Regions from separate parts of the Homo sapiens genome. Here region 1 is linked to region 2. Evidence: chromatin loops called from intact Hi-C (ENCODE). Cell type or tissue: lower leg skin. All regions are shown on one strand.

Region 1 (2,500 bases), 890 kb after region 2:
ATACACACACACACACACACACACACACACACACACACACAACTGAATACATTGTTCATAGTGTTTTCTAATTCAGGGAAACTGGAAGATGATTTGAAAGTATTATGTTCAACTTTGTATTTATTCCAGGAAAATTTACATAAGGAGAAAATACATTAATCTTGGCATGTAATAAGAACCTACATTTTGTTATATAATTCATTTTGTGATTTACATTTCTATAATTTATTCAATAAGCCTAATAAATGTTAGGTAATGAATGAATTTAGTTTCATGAGTAAAAAATAGTACATGAATGATCTGTCATTGTACAAAACTGCTGAATTATGAATATGGTTTTTGTGAGTATTTTCTTCCCTTCCTCCTTGTCCCATCCCTATGTCCTTTCTTCTTAACCCTAACCTCCTACAACCAGAGGATAGCACGTTGAGGGAAGAAATCGTCAGAAGTTTTAATATAATTATATTCAGGATGAGAGTTCTGTTCAACACAACATCATTGGTTAATTTAGTAATTTCTAGAATGCTGCCCAGACTTGAAAATACTTTCAGTACTCATTGCTGAATATTGCTGTTCTCTGCATGTTTTTCTTCTGGGATTGAACTGGACAGGATTTTGGCTTTTTAACACATTCCAGTGGGTATAAGTATATTGGCTAGCAAAGATTCCCTTAATTGACCTGGTTTTAATAAAAAATCATCCAGTCCTCCTGCCACTAATTTTTCTCTTCTTTGAAACCACAGATTAATAACCTGGTGTTATCTCTATCACCGAGGTGAGAAATTCTGCCAAAAGTGGTTTACAAAAACAGCTTTGGGGTTGGATCTGGAGAGTGGCTATGATTTTACCAAAACTAGATCCCTGTTTTTCTTTTAAATTACATATGGACAGTTTCATCAATTAAGTTACCAAATTCATATTTTATATTCTGTTCACATATCAGGAAGCATTTAGCCCAAACAAAGTCTGTTCACATAAAAATTTCTTTTTGGATATTTTCTTCTACTCTGAGGACACATGCCTGCCTTTCCCCAGTATGTTCTCTCCTGCTCCCAGTACCTTGAGTATAGTGAGCATTCCATAAAGAGTCAGTGAATGAATCCCTTTTTCATTGTGTCTCCATTATGTAGAGTGGAAATCTGTGCTGGAACAATAGCTGGTAGATGATCTGCACCAGGGAGGCCTGGGCTAGACTTCAAAAGCTGTTTCCCCATCCCGGCAAGGCAAAACATGTTCTTTATAGGCTGGGAGGTCACAGCTCTATCCCCGTTCAAGACTGCACCTCCTTTTTTCTCTCTTCCTTCCCAGGAGCTGTGGAGTCCAAGTGTGACTGCCAAGAGGAATCCAGCAAAGCCAAAAAGCCCAAGCATGTAGCCCTGCCCGAAGCACGCCACACGCATGGAAAACCCAGAGGAAATGAGTGAGGATCAATGGGAAGAAGAGAGCCAGCCAGGTGAGCAAGCTCATCAGTCTGGAGGCTAGCGCCACTGGAAAGAGTCCCGGGCGGTTCTGTTTATTTGGCAAGTTCGGGCCATGACCTGAGCTTACACTAAATTACCTCAGAGCAAATTATTTTTTACCAAGCCACGTAAATGTTAGGTCGTCTCCCTAGAGCTTTTGGGCTGAAGACAGATGACTACATCAAAGGCTGCTCTTGAGTTTCCAGGTGTGGCTGGGGGAATTGTCTGTCTTCTTTCAGGAAAGGGTTAATTTCTAACTCTTCCCCTTTCCCTTCCTCAGGTGAATTATTTTGTTTCATGCCAATTTAAGTGTTACCTAGAGACCTTTTACGTAGAGCCAATTAATTAATTTATTTATTTTTATTTTTATTTTTTGAGACGGAGCCTCCCTCTGTCGCCCAGGCTGGAATGCGGTGGCGCAATCTCGGCTCACTGCAAGCTCCGCCTCCTGGGTTCATGCCATTCTCCTGCCTCAGCCTCCCGAGTAGCTGGGACTACAGGCGCCCGCCACCACGCCTGGCTAATTTTTTTGTATTTTTAGTAGAGATGGGGTTTCACCGTGGTCTCGATCTCCTGACCTCGTGATCTGCCCGCCTCGGCCCCCCAAAGTGCTGGGATTACAGGCGTGAGCCACCGTGCCGGGCCAAATAGAGCCAATTTAATTGAACATAGAGTCCTCTGGTTTTGGTATGAGTGGGTGTGCCTCTGTGCCTGTCTTCATAAGAGGAGGCCAAGGCTGTGTTTCTTCTTTATAAATACAAATTTCACATTACGGTCTTGTGTGGATATATTCTGAAGCATCCTCCTAGGTAAATTGAATTGGACTATGGTGAATTTTTTTTTTTTTTTTTTTGGCAGGGGGAAGGATTTTAATAATTAAATCACTGGTTGAAGGCTTGTGCAAAGTTTGGTGCTATATTAGGATTTACCAGGGTTCCACTGTGATTCTAAGTTCATTTTAAATTTCTGCCCCCTGCCTTCCTTTCCATTTATGTTAAGTGTTATTACCATGTGGAGAGAAGGTATTTTAATAACAGAAT
Region 2 (2,500 bases):
AAAGTAACTAACCATTCTATGCTGTAGTTCCCGAATCATCAGATAGGGAATAATAATAGTGCTTACCTCATAGAGTTGCTGTGAGCATTACACATGTTACATATATGAAGTACTCAGAACAGAGCCAGTACAGAATTAGCATTCATATTGTTAGGAGTTGACCTGATAATTAAATTGGGAAGAAAAAGGGGGTAGTCGTAGGGATACAGATGTGTGAGAGAGCCTGCCATGTTCAGATAACTTCATGTAGTTTTTCACTATTACCAGAAAATGAGGTATGACGTGAAAGAGTGCAGAGAGGTGGGAATTGTGAAAGCAGACTTTATTCTGTAGGTAATGAGGGACCGTTAAAATGTTTCAGGTGATTAGATTTGGACTTTGTAAAGAAAATTCCCCTACCAGTTTTAAGGCTGGAAGAGGGAAAGGTAGGGTGAGTTTGAGGATAGCATGAAGTAGATCATACATAACATGCCAGGCACGAAATGGCATAGACCTGCAGGAGTGCCAGTGGAAAAGATGCTACAGCTTCTCCTGCAGCAGCTTCGTTAAAGGCTAATTGCTTTAATAACTTCTTGATAGGCCAGGTCCTTTGACATGCTAGCCATCAACCAATCCAATCTCCTCATCTGAAATTTCACTATTAAAAAAACTTCAGTGGACAAAGGTTTAGCTTTCAATAGACTAATCAAAGAGAGCATAGTAGAACATTTTGATTGAAAAGGAAAATGTTTTACCTGCTAAAAAGTATTTGGATTTTTAAATTTGGGATTTAAAAAAAAGCAGAGAGATAATCAAGTAACTGTGATGCAGAAGTTGCTAACCTCATTGTACCCCACTCTGACTGTCTGTCTCATGTGATGCTCCTATTCATATCTACATCAGTGCCGGTCTCTTAAGAGGGCAGGTGTGAAAGTGAAAAGAAAACAACCCTTGAAGACAGAACACCCAGACTGACATCTGGTTCCACCATATACCAGCTGGGTGACCTTGAGTATGTCACTTAACCTCTGGGAGCCTCAGTTTCCTTATCTGTGTCCTAGAGATAATGATACTTCAAATAGTTGTCATGAGGAACAAATGAGATAATGTAGGTGAAAGCAATGTGATATCAGAAAAGCAAAACAGGCACTGTGGCTTGCCTGTTTGTACATCTATTATGGGCTACGGTTAGTTTATGGCATATCCTGTAGTTCTAACAAATGTGCGCTTAGTTTCAATGGTGTTTTTGAGCCCGTGAGAAAGAGTTTGAGTAGTAATGCCATTAGATTTTAAGTTTAGAGTTGCTTTTCTAAAATATTTCTGCCAAAGGTACTGTCAAAGCTGACAACCAGCTGACTTAATCATTTCTAATTACTGTGCCACCAAAAGTAACCATGACTGATTCATATGAACTATGGCAGGACTGTTTTATAAATATTAGAAAACACTTAATTAGCCTGGAACCAAAGATGGCAATTAGTTTATAATAGATATGAAAACCCTATCCAACAATAGCCACTTAACTTTAAATCATTTAGCCCATGTCACCAGAATTATTCTTTTAGGACCTACTGTGGTCAAGAATACACACTCTCGTTCACATCAAATTGATGGCAAGTCCAAGATTCTCAGTATTCTATTCTTTGACCTTCCTTTGACACCTTAAGAATGCCCACTCTCAGATGGCTACTGCAAAGCTTGTAAACTGATTAAGTGACCAAAATCTTAACTGTATTATTAATGGATGGCCATGTGACAGTACCTTGTCTAAGACATTCTTCACCAGTGAAATAAATCAGGAGATTCCATTTTATTTAATAAATTAAATTCATGGCTTCATAAGCCTTACTCAAGGAGACACAAGGCACTGCCAGCTGATGTTATAATCTATGTCGGAGCTTCTAAGGCCCTCTGTCATCTCATTCCGCAGATGTCTTCAGAAGCCCTTGAAACTATTGCAAGCTGATAAGTAGACGTGCACACCCAAGAAAGTATACTAAATTATAAACAGCTTTGCAGAACTGGCAAAGCATTATCGTTTGGCAGTAAACCTGAGGAATGGTTAAGTTATGTTCCAAGCTGCATTTGAGATATCCTGCATGTAGTCAAAGACTGCAGTTGACCATAGGAAGCATGCTGACCGGTGGCTTGAGCATAAAAGCCGAAAATGCAGTTAAGTAGATCAAGATAATCAAGTTGAAGTCAATGTAAATCAAGTCAACCCTTCTTTCTGGGGGCAGTTGAGAACCTCAAACACCGTTGTGCCCAGCCTTCTGCTCCTCCTCCTCCTGAGAACCAGATCCAAAGCAGATAACATCCAGGTGCTCCATCTGTTTCATCAGTGCTGCTCAGGAAGGGCATTTGAGATTCAGTCAAGATGGGATCATTTTCAGGTTCCTAACATGTCAAGCAGCCTAGAAAGACAACTCATTTGAGCAGATGCTGTACAGGTAACATATGGAAGCTACAGAGAGATTAATTTTTATTCACTAGTGGGAAGACCCTTTAATACTTAACTGAC

The links. Hi-C counts contacts between places; a loop is a spot of excess contacts. Peaks named below come from ENCODE experiments on the same cell type or tissue, not always from the same donor. Only the 100,000 strongest peaks of a DNase experiment are listed, where the experiment ranks them.
Region 1: a loop joins it to region 2, with 13 times the contacts of the local background. A loop is called at or near these places in 1 of 110 quality-filtered maps.

The regions. Positions count from the first base shown.
Region 1 is chr6:22,055,238-22,057,737 of GRCh38, forward strand. It overlaps CASC15 (cancer susceptibility 15), which reads left to right. Exons shown (of 12, transcript NR_015410.2): 8 at 1,309-1,453. Among named protein-coding and RNA genes, the nearest start is that of NBAT1, 91 kb to the right of the region's middle. In lower leg skin, no CTCF peak of the experiment used is centred here; a DNase peak (open chromatin) is centred at 1,402.
Region 2 is chr6:21,165,987-21,168,486 of GRCh38, forward strand. The region is part of intron 13 of CDKAL1 (CDKAL1 threonylcarbamoyladenosine tRNA methylthiotransferase); the gene reads left to right. Among named protein-coding and RNA genes, the nearest start is that of LINC00581, 340 kb to the right of the region's middle. RefSeq lists an enhancer at 416-560 and a cis regulatory region at 488. In lower leg skin, no CTCF peak of the experiment used is centred here; no DNase peak of the experiment used is centred here.